3 separate regions of the Homo sapiens genome follow, and all the other regions are linked to region 2. Evidence: chromatin contacts called from ENCODE Hi-C or POLR2A ChIA-PET data. All regions are on one chromosome and are shown on one strand. The core of a region is the stretch at or near the end of the contact, and the rest is flanking DNA. Distances in the headings are between cores, read along the strand shown.

Evidence for each region. A loop is a pair of places that touch in the nucleus more often than their neighbours do. ChIA-PET counts read pairs that join two places held with the same protein, here RNA polymerase II (POLR2A). Pooled maps may share reads with other maps.
Region 1: a loop to region 2 is called in a pooled map, with 4 times the contacts of the local background. The contact joins two enhancer-like sites. A Hi-C loop is called at or near these places in 1 of 37 single-sample maps with no recorded cell type and 2 of 50 pooled maps. POLR2A ChIA-PET finds 5 or more read pairs at or near these places in 1 of 52 experiments (HepG2).
Region 3: a map with no recorded cell type shows a loop between it and region 2 (8-fold over the local background). The contact joins two enhancer-like sites. A Hi-C loop is called at or near these places in 4 of 37 single-sample maps with no recorded cell type and 4 of 50 pooled maps.

Annotation. Positions count from the first base shown.
Region 1 is chr2:152,692,861-152,696,442 of GRCh38, reverse strand. PRPF40A (pre-mRNA processing factor 40A) reads left to right here. Exons shown (of 26, transcript NM_001365597.4): 3 at 1,821-1,901; 4 at 3,375-3,405. Among named protein-coding and RNA genes, the nearest start is that of PRPF40A, 23 kb to the left of the region's middle. RefSeq lists an enhancer at 2,035-2,084. Within about 2 kb of position 2,207, at least 5 of the 41 ENCODE cell types and tissues checked have a DNase peak (open chromatin) inside an H3K27ac peak, as active enhancers do.
Region 2 is chr2:151,839,226-151,842,836 of GRCh38, reverse strand. CACNB4 (calcium voltage-gated channel auxiliary subunit beta 4) reads left to right here. Exons shown (of 14, transcript NM_000726.5): 13 at 749-934; 14 at 3,458-3,611. Among named protein-coding and RNA genes, the nearest start is that of ARL5A, 13 kb to the right of the region's middle. Within about 2 kb of position 2,361, at least 3 of the 41 ENCODE cell types and tissues checked have a DNase peak (open chromatin) inside an H3K27ac peak, as active enhancers do.
Region 3 is chr2:152,564,413-152,568,494 of GRCh38, reverse strand. The region is part of intron 6 of FMNL2 (formin like 2); the gene reads right to left. Among named protein-coding and RNA genes, the nearest start is that of PRPF40A, 150 kb to the left of the region's middle. RefSeq lists an enhancer at 3,338-3,427. Within about 2 kb of position 2,099, at least 3 of the 41 ENCODE cell types and tissues checked have a DNase peak (open chromatin) inside an H3K27ac peak, as active enhancers do.

The DNA of each region.
Region 1 (3,582 bases), core at 958-3,457, 850 kb before region 2:
CAATCTCAGCTCACTGCAGCCTCCGCATCCCAGGTTCAAGTGATTCTCCTGCCTCAGCCTCCCAAGTAGCTGGGACTGCAGGCGCGTGCCACCATGCCTGGGTAATTTTTTGTATTTATAGTAGAGACGGGTTTCACCGTGTTAGCCAGGAAGATCTCGATTTCCTGACCTCATGATCCGCCTGCCTTGGCCTCCCAAAATGTTGGGATTACAGGAGTGAGCCACCACGCCCGGCGAGAGACTGTTCTATTGCATTATGCAGATTTTACTCTACTTTAAAAAATACCTTTAATTCTTCCGAGAAGTTACTTTGATTAGTTTTTCTCTCTAAGTTTTCAGACCTTGATCTCAATTTAGCTTAGAATTCTAGTTTTGGTTATGTTACTAGCTTTTGATTTTATATGTAGGTTACTTAAAGTAGCAGGCAGTTTCCCTGTTGCCTGTCATGCATCTTGGTTGCTTTCCCACACAACCAGTTACCTGATTCAGCGTATTTTACATTGGCCTAAAGCAAAATTAATTATGAGGATATATCTGTTGGCGGGAGATGTATGGGCTGGGAGTAAGCCTAGTTGTAGTTCTTTCTCATTTGATTGTTGTATTTTTTCTCCTTACTTTGTAAATTATTTATCTGATTCTCTTAGTCTGGATGATGGAGGCTTGCCAGTGCTTCAGTTTTCAAATTCTATACCTTAGAAAAAAATACATATTATTTGGACCATATTCCAAGTCAGCCACCACATTCTTATAGTCACAATTTTTGTCAAAAAGTTCTTGTTTAATGATGTTTAGACAGTTTATTGGTTGTTTTTAACCCATTAACTCAATGCTACTTTATTTTAATAGGTACTTTAGCCTCGTTTAGCTTCATGGGTTACTTTCACAAGGAATACAATTCAGTGTATGAATGTTCTTACATACCTTTAAAAGGCTTCAATCTATATGTTCCTGCTGGCCATATGCTTATTCTTTTCTGTTGTTTCTATTTCTCAAAATGTTCATTTACTTTGAAATTGTTTAATAACTGGTTACCTTGTTCCAATACCTGTGATTATTGTATGTAATTTTTGTCCCCTTCTGAATTTCCTTAGATCTTTTTAATGGTCATTAAAATCAAAATTGGAACGTGGGATTATACTAATATAGATGAACATTGGGTCAAATTCTTGAGAAACTTGTGTTAATTTTCAGGATTTATATTCAAACTTAGTAGAATTAATTCATAGATTTGAATGGTAGTTATTGGTAAACTAGATTGAGCTCCCAAACTAATACCTTCAGATATTTATGTATGTGCCTTAAGTTTTCTGTACATGAGAGGGGATAAATGACGTGTGACTTAAAAAGGGTTTTTTTAGATTATTTTTTAAGTCATTGTTTGGATATTAAGCACCTTTGATCTAGGATTTTGAAATGTGCCACATTGTAAAATTTATTCAGTGCATATATTAAAAATCAAAGGTGAAAAATACAGAAAAAATTTTATCTTAAATTCTCTTGCTCCAAAGAAGTGAGAAAAATATGAATGTTGTGTTATAACTAAAAGGAGATTAATGTTTTTTTAAATTCAGGCTAGAAATAACATAATAGTCCAAACTTTTAAATTTACTTGTTAAAATAATTTTGACCATATATATAAACTGTGACATAAGTATTAAAATAGATTATCGATAAAGTACTTCATTCATTCAACAAGCACTTACTAAGCATACTATTCACATGGTGTAGTGTTTAGTGGTTTTAAATCTTAAGTTATGGGATTCTTAAAGTCATATTAAGTGCTTTGGTCTTATGGTAACCTTTTTTTACTTTTATTTTAGATGCCTGGAATGATGTCGTCAGTAATGCCTGGAATGATGATGTCTCATATGTCTCAGGCTTCCATGCAGCCTGCCTTACCGGTAATCATGTGAAAATAACTATTTTCTGTGAAGTAATGTTTTGATTGATTGCTTTTATATATATGGAATAATATCTATGTATTTTATAGGCAATCATGTTAGCTGTTGAAGTGCCTCTGTAGTACTGTAATAAAATACAAGAATTACCGTGGACTTTCAGTTTCAGTTTCTTTTCTTTTCTTTGTTTTTTTGAGACAGAGTCTTGCTCTGTCACCCAGTCTGGAATGCAGTGAGTGTCATGATAACAGCTCACTACAGCCTCAACCTCGTGGGCTCAAGTAATCCTCCGACCTCAGCCTTCTGAGTAGCTGAGACCACAGGCACGTGCCACCACGCCGAGCTAATTTTTAAATTTTTTTTGTAGAGATGAGGTCTCCCTGTGTTGCCTAAGCTGGTGTCAAACTCCTGAGCTCAAATGATCCTCCTGCCTCGGCCTCCCACAGGGATGACAGGCATGAGCCACTGTGCTTGTCCTGGATTTAGTTTCTATAACTACAATGATAGACGTTTACATTTTTTCCTATATTGATATTATATGTACATCCTTAATTACTAGGTTAATTCTGTATTAAGACCAGAATACTGAAAAGTATACATTGTGAGCCAGAAGCATTTTATTGGTCTGATAACATTTAAGTTTTAAAGGGTAAACATTTACTTCACTGAACGCTAATTAAAAATTGGTATAATGTGATTTAATACTAGATTTAGGAATCAATATTTAATTGGAAATCCACGTTCTGAGACTTCAGCTGTGGCAAATTAATTAGAAAATCTATTGAACAGCCTTACCACCTCTGTCGGGTAGTATAGCAATATAAATTACTATGAAATTCAAGTTAGTTTAACTTCTTTATTCTTTATGTGGTTGTGGTTGTAATAAACAGATGTGGCATACTCCTTGGGGTGGTAAGTTTGCAGTGTCTTTCCCAAAACCCTAAGACCAGATATATTTCAAAAATTCTTTATAATACTGGAAAGTAACACATTGCATATAATATGTAAACATTTCCTGTGGGGTCCAGGGCAATGCTGTCTAACTTAATAATGTTAATATTTTTGCAGCTAAACTAAACGGATATTCACTCTGAAGTGGGATAAATGAAGATGTGGAGTTTCATGTTCATGTAGGGCAGGTTTTGCCACTATAGTGAGTTTTGGTACCATACTTGAAAAAAGTTGGCTTTCAGAGGGTTTTGGTTTCCAGAATTGTGGGTAAAGGATTGAGGACCTTGTGTACACTTGGTGACCATATAACATTTAAACTACTCCCGTAGTCTCGGTTGCTGATCTCTTTTACAATTTATAGCAAGCTCGGGGAACTGAGACCACTAAAAGTTTTGCTAAGAATATGAGTCAGAGGCTTGAGGATTATACATAGCAGGTACTGATTTCACTGTGCTTTATGAGGAACTTATATAAAATACACTTTTAAAAAGATGAATAATACTAATTTCATTTTTCTTCTTACAGCCAGGAGTAAATAGTATGGATGTAGCAGCAGGTACGTATACTCTGTATGGTGGTATGTGTTAGACCTCATTTGGACAGTAGCAGCCCTATTATGAGGAGTAAAAGCAGGATCTCTTGGACTTTATATAACCTCCTTTTTCTTTTTTCTGCAATAGGAAATTGGGATAGGATTGATAATTGAATTCTGTTTTTGTTGTTGTTTTTTTGA
Region 2 (3,611 bases), core at 1,112-3,611:
ATTGATGTGGTCATTGCCCAAAACATGTCTAGAACTCCCTTCTCAGTGCCACAAACTTGCTTCTCTCATATTCCAAAGTGTGTAGAGTGCAGCTCTATAGGAATACATGGCTAAAGATGTGAATACACGTGGGTTTTTGTCATATTTTACCTGTAACACATTTACACTTACTTCATCTTTTTCTTTCTAAATAATGAAAAATCCGGCTGGGCGCTGTGGCTCATGCCTGTAATCCCAGCACTTTGGGAGCCAAGGCAGGTGGATCACTAGGTCAAGAGTTCAAGACCAGCCTGGCCAAGATGGTGAAACCCCATCTCTTCTAAAAAAAATACAAAAAAATTAGCTGGACGCAGTGGCAGGCGCCTGTAATCCCAGCTACTTGGGAGGCTGAGGCAGGAGAATTGCTTGAACTCAGTGGACAGAGGTTGCATTGAGCCGAGATCGTGCCATTGCATTTCAGCCTGGGCAACAGAATGAGACTCCGTCTTAAAAAAAAAAAAAAAAAAAAAAAAAAAAGATCCAAATATTGAATGAACACTTTCATTTTTATATTAATGTCTACATTCGTTCATGGATAACTGTGTAACTCTTCACTTGACCCTAACTTTAGAAACTGCCCATATAGCACCTCAAATTTGATTTTAGCTAATAGCTATTAAAAATGCTATTATCTGTGTTAAGTGGAATTTTAGGTTTCATTGCCTAAAACCTAAAATGGAAGTAAAGTGGATTTTCTTGTCATCTACAGGAAATGTTTGATGTTATATTGGATGAAAATCAGCTTGAGGATGCATGTGAACATCTAGGGGAGTACCTGGAGGCGTACTGGCGTGCCACCCACACAACCAGTAGCACACCCATGACCCCGCTGCTGGGAAGGAATTTGGGCTCCACGGCACTCTCACCATATCCCACAGCAATTTCTGGGTTACAGGTATTGTCACTTTTTCACTCATGCTTTTTACAACCTTACATGTAAAATTCTATGGGAACTTGATTAGGATGGAGACTGGAGTCATCCTTAATCTGAAGAGGGAACACTATGTGCACATTATATTTAAAAATCTTAAATATTATCTAATTATGATCTATCCTAGAGAAAACTACCCAGAGACTGACAATTTCCTGAGAATTATGCTGTCTGTGAATTTACAGTGGATTTTACTTAGGTAAATTAACTCCTCCTATGTCTAAACTCTGCTGGCAAACGTAATGCCTACTCAATGCACCTGCCCATTACTTTTTTTTAGAGACATAGTCTCACTCTGTTGTTCAGGCTGGAATGCAGTGATATGATCATAGCTCACTACAGCCTCAAATTCCTGGACTCATGGGCTTATGCAGTCCTGCTGCCTCAGCCTCCCAAATAGCTGGGACTACAGGCACATACCACACACATGGATAATTAAAAAAAAAAAATTGTAGAGACAGTGTCAGTGTCTCACTTTGTTGCCCAGGATGATCTCAAACTCCTGGCTTCAAGCAATCTTCCTGCCTTGGCCTCCCAAAATGTTGAAATTACCATCATGAGCCACCACTCCTGGCCCCTCCATTACTTCTTAATGCCACTTCTTAAGGATTACACAATAGCTAAGTAAGATATATAGGTGCAGATAGGCCTTTCAGCTGCCCTTAATTAATCCTGCCGCACCCAGGTTGCTAGGCCTGCTCTCTACCTTGCACAAGACAATGTGGATATAAGTAGAGCTGCTCTGTTCAGAAACAGTAACTGATCCCTGAGTTTTCTTGGGGCTGTGCAGGTGCCCACCTTTGTAAGTGGCTGTGGCACGTGTCCTTTAGGGAAGCTGGTGACGAACACAGGATCAAGAGGTTCTCCCTTCTGCTGTTCTGGTATTGCACTCAGAGGTAGAGATAGGGAACCAGAGACCTTATGGTACAAAATGAGCCTGCCTTTCTACATCAATTATTATTTACCATTCATCAAGTAGCTGCTGGAATGTGGCCAAACCCGCAGCAAACTGAGGAACATGTAGTCAATTGAGCCCTCTTGTATCATGATGAGTTTTGTTTTAATGGATTATAATGATAGTCTTAATTGTCGATCATACAGAGTTAACTCTGAGATAAATGGCACTCTCTGAAATGCTATTATAGCTGTATTACTCTGTTACAAAATTGCATCTTTGTAAGCAGAAAAACTGTCATGCAAATGAATAGCTTTTGAAACTAGAAATGAACATGAAAAATGTACTGTGGTAATGTACAGCACATACGCATGCATTAGGACTATTTCATGCCTTGTTTCACTTCCCATGGGCTGATCTGAGTGTACATTACTATTGACTAGTGTGGATTGGCTCTGAATTGTACATTACAGAATGAGAAATAGATGCATGAAGCAATACACTTCTGTAATGTACGTAGAAATGCAATGTTGCACTTTTATATTGAATACAACAATCTTGACTCATCACTGCTAAGACATCCACCTAGAGTGGTTCTCCCTGTTTCACTAATGAGTTAATGTGTTGCCCTTTATTCTGTGGCCTATTTCTTCTCCCAGTAACAATTGACACTTCATTGTGAGGCACCTGAGGTTAAAGGCACAGTCTGTGACCTGTCAAATGAATTTCCTTCTGCCTGAATCTGAGTGTACTTTAGATGAGATGTGTCTGGGCCCATGGTTTCAGCAGGATCCTGTGCCTTAACTGATGTGACCTACCTAAACCAGTAGACACAAGTAGATAAATGTTTTCTCATAGTGGAGAAAAATGTTGAATAACATTTTCTGAGCCTTCAAATAAGTATCTTAAGATGCTAATTTCAATTAATGGTATTAGAGGAATTTCGTTTATATTGGAAGATTATTTTGCAGGACATTTTAGTTGAGGAAGCAAGATTTATAAATGTATCAATTAGCTGGCTTCATAATTATTGTATACACCCTTGGAAAGATTATTACATTTATGTAGGATGCAGAAACACTTTATTTTATGAACAGCACAAATAATAATTTTATTAAAATGTTTTTAAAAGGTATAAGGAATATTCAGTTAGATCAAGGTGAGGTGTGTTACTTTAGAAGGAGAAAGATTATATCAATTCAAGAGAGAAATAATAAATGCTATTCTGAACTTTATTTCCCAATAGTAAAATAATTTTCATTTTTGCAATAGAAATGGAATTATTAGAACTTCCTAAATATATTAAGTTCCATTTAACAGTTAGCTTTCAATTCTACATTTGTAATAGGAAGCATAGTCATTCAGCACTGTGGAATTAAACTCATAAACTATCAACACTCTGGCATCTTTTCATGTTGTGTCCCAAATAAATAAGACCAGATATTCTAAGCAGATCATTGGTGCATCAGGATGCCTTATTAAGTCAGATATTTAGCATCTTATTGTACAGATCCTATGATTTTACATACATTTACATGTTTAGATGAATGAAGCTGACATTATTTAATCAATGAACTATCTGATATTTTTAGAGTCAGCGAATGAGGCACAGCAACCACTCCACAGAGAACTCTCCAATTGAAAGACGAAGTCTAATGACCTCTGATGAAAATTATCACAATGAAAGGGCTCGGAAGAGTAGGAACCGCTTGTCTTCCAGTTCTCAGCATAGCCGAGATCATTACC
Region 3 (4,082 bases), core at 850-3,349, 730 kb before region 2:
AATGGGCCAGATGCGGTGGTTCACGCCTGTAATCCCAGCACTTTGGGAGGCCAAGAGTTCAAGACCACCCTGGCCAATATGGTAAAACCCTGCTCTACTAAAAATACAAAAATTAGCTGGGTGTGGTGGTGAGTGCTTGTAATCCTAGCTACTTGGGAGGGTGAGGCAAAAGAATTGCTTGAACCTGGGAGGTGGAGGTTGCAGTGAGCCGAGATCACGCCACTACATCCCAGCCTGGGTGACACAGTGAGACTCCGTCTCAAAAAAAAAAAAAAACCCACCAAAATGGAAGCCGTTGCTCACCCAGTAATGTCCTGAAGTAACTGTGATCACCCATCTATTGTCTCAACAATATACACTTATTTCTAGACATTTAGACTTATTCTAGTATGTGAGTTGTGTATATGTCTGTCTTTCTCCTTGAGCTTCAATACCCAGACTACATAATACCGCAGAACCTTGAAAGAATGTTTCCTGAATTGAACTAACCAGGCTTTCCTGGAGTCTAGCAAAAAGGTTTTCCACAAGCCTTCTATGGAGCTTCCATGCCAACATTTGTGAGATTCATAATATCTAAGCCCTAATGGGAACAAGTAAAAGAAAAGCTATATTTTCTCGCTGACAAAAAGCATTTTTGTAAGGAAAATGCAGTCTGTCACACTATTCAGATCTCAAACTAATATCTACCTATAAATAAAGAATAGTATAGAACTCCCTCGGAAGCTGACATAAGGGTTCAACCCACTGAAATGCAACACCAATGAGGTATGTTACAGAATTTGGCAGAATTGTACCAGTCTTTTATGGTTCCAAGGTCTGGGCTAATAGAACTTTAACCAAGATTTGGGGTTTTAGGTTTCCTCTTTCTTATCCTTCAGACATGACATCACTTGGGCATATTTTTTCTATCAATTAAACTCATAAAATATATGATGCTAAAAAAAGGGGCCAGGCAGTTTTCTGACTGTCTCTACAGCCAAAAGAAATAGAGCTGAAACAGCTGAATCCAGATAATTCAAAGGAGAGGTAGAGGGATCAAGAAGAGAAAGAGGGAAAGAAAGAAAAAAGTAAACAAAATTCCTAATGAACTTTTAAATCAGGCATTGAAACGCTGTCTATACGTCCCATTAGAGGACCAGATAAGAGCTAGATCAGAGCCTCTAATCAAAGGTTTCAGTGCATACTTTTTGAATGGAGCAAATGAAAGGGGAGGCTGGCAACCCATCATATGAATGGAGAGTCACTATTAGCCTGATTTTTCTTATTTTTCATTATATTCCATTTGTCAAAGGCATTTGCTATTGGGGGGGCTAATTAATCAGGACATAGCCCCATGTGAAATGTGTCCAAGGAAACCATCTCACTCCTGTGACCTTTAAATGGAAATATTTCTATGTTCTTCCCATATTATCCCCTCTTTTCAAAAACCAACAAAATCACTGCCAATGAGCTGCAGTGACAATTTCACAGACTAACCTTCAGAATAGTACATAAACTGTCTCTAAACGACTTGCAGCCAGGCTCATCTCTTCACTGTCTCCTAAAGGAAGCATGCGGTCTTACCACTGAACCTCCGCTCAGATCACTCTCCTGACTTCTCCCTTTTCCCAGCCACCCCTCTGGGTCTTACTCATTGTTGTTTCACATCCACACCAAGTCTCGTGAATCACTCCCTAGGTTCTGCTGTTTACTCTCACCTCTACATTTCCGTATTGTTAGAGTTTGTTACACTCACATGACATTTCATATATGTGCTCATGTACACAAACATGTGTACACACAAACATATATATACTTAAGTCCCTTGTCAGCCACAAATCATATACAAATATATTATTTAATATATCTTTCTGTATCCTTAACCCTTGGCAAGGCACCCTTTACAAACTAAGTCCATAATCAGTCTTGCCCATGAAGGCACTGGACCACAGCTACAAGAATTTGCTGAGGCCTCTTCAGTGTTTTTTCCAATCCTTGATAAGCCACTTCAATTCAGATCCTGCCTCCTTCACTTACTGTTCGACCCAAGGCAAGTTGTTTCACTACTACTTCAGGCCCCAGTTTCCTCACAGTGGTATAACAGTAGCAATCTCACAGAGGCAGTAAACTGTGAACAGCAAATCCCCCGAGGCCCTTAGTACAGTGGCTGCCACACAACAGACATTTAAGAAAAGGCTTTCTCACCAATAAAAATTACATCAACGCTATCTGTATCTTTGTACCACTGAAAAATACTTTTAATAATTACTTCTATGAAAACCATCGCCAGGAATGGGACTGCAGTGTTAAAAATATATAAACAAGGACCTACATTTGAATTCTTCATCTCTTCACGTAAATCCACTAAGGATACAAGTGGTAAATATTCAGATAAGGACTATTCATGAAATGCCATTCCATTAAAGTAATTATCTTGGCTAGGCATGGTGGCTCATGCTTGTAATCCCAGCACTTTGAGAAGCTGAGCAGGAGGACTGTTTGAGCCCAGGAGTTCGAGAGCAGCCTGGGCAACATAGTGAGACCGTCTCTCTACAGAAAAAATTAAAAATTAGGCAGGCGTGGTGGCACACACCTGTAGGCCCAACTACTTGGGATGCTGAAGGGGGACGATTTCTTGAGCCCAGGAGGTTGAGGCTGTAGTGAGCTATGATCGTGCCACTGCACTCCAGCCTGGGCAACAGAACAAGACCCCATCTCAAAAAATCATCGTCATCATCATCATCATCATAAGAAAAACAAACTCTTACTCTGGAGGAGTGTAGAAGAAATATTAATGGTAGTTAATGTATTAAAGGCAATGTGGACCTTGGTGTTGTTTTTAAAGAAAAGATATTATTTGAAAATAAACCGTTGCAATGGGAATATGTAAACTATGGGCATATTCAGGAAAGTAAAAGAAGACAAAAAAATTTTAAGGAAAAAATGAGCGGGATTATATAATTATTTTGAAAAGATCATCCTTGGTTACAAAGATCAATAGCAAGGGTGAATCTTGGTTTCTGTCTTATGACTCTCTCTCCACTGGACAGCTCTCCACCTCCATCACAAAGCACCTGTTCCTGAAAGGACAGGTTCTTCTCTCATTCCCTAGCACACCTGATCTTTATATAGGGCTGTGCTCAACTCATGTTCTTTCACTTCCCCTCCACCTGGAGCAACCTTTCCTTACCCTGAGGACCAACTCTGGACATTGCCTAAAGTCCAGTTTAAATTTGTCCCTTCCTCCAAACCCTAAGTTAGTACTCCACCTCTTTCTTTAAAAACTCATTTACTTGCTATGTCATTTCTTACTCGAGTTAATAGCATTAACTTGGACCTTCTTAAAAATCAGAAAGTATTTTCTCTTGCATCTGAAATAACACAGCCTTTGTCTTCATAGATCTGATGTGCACATATGTGCCTATATGGCATTGTTAAATTTAGCTAGCTCTGTAGCCGCACTGACAGAAACCTATCTTAACCGAAGGCACACCACATTCTAATTTTAGAAGACAATACAAACCAGGTCTCTACTGCATCAATAGCAACAGTTTCCCTCTAGCCAAGCTGACAAATACATGGTAATACAGAATCCCATAGCTGATATGACTCAAGGGGTATGTTATGACATAAAATGTTTAACAATCAATTTTGAATAATTAAAAAGTAAAGTATGACTACAAGGAGGAAAATGTGTGTCAACATTAGAATTTGGTTAAAAAAAAAAAAAAAAAAAAAACCAACCTTGTATTTTAGAACGCAGTGTTTGTCTTTTTTTTTCTTGAGATTGAGTCTTGCTCTGTCACCCAGGCTGGAGTGCAGTGGCATGATCTCAGCTCACTGCAACCTCTGCCTCCCAGGTTCAAGCAATTCTCATGCCTCAGCCTCTCAAGTAGCTGTGATTACAGGTGTGCACCACCACACCCAGCTAGTTTTTGTTGTTGGTGTTGTTTTTTAGTAGAGACAGAGTTTCACCATGTTGGCCAGGCTGGTCTCGAACTCCTGACTTCAAGTGATCCTCCCACCTTTGTCTCCCAAAGTGCTGGGATTATAGGCATGAGCCACTGTGCCCAGCTGAACACAGTGTTTTTCATTTTTTTCTT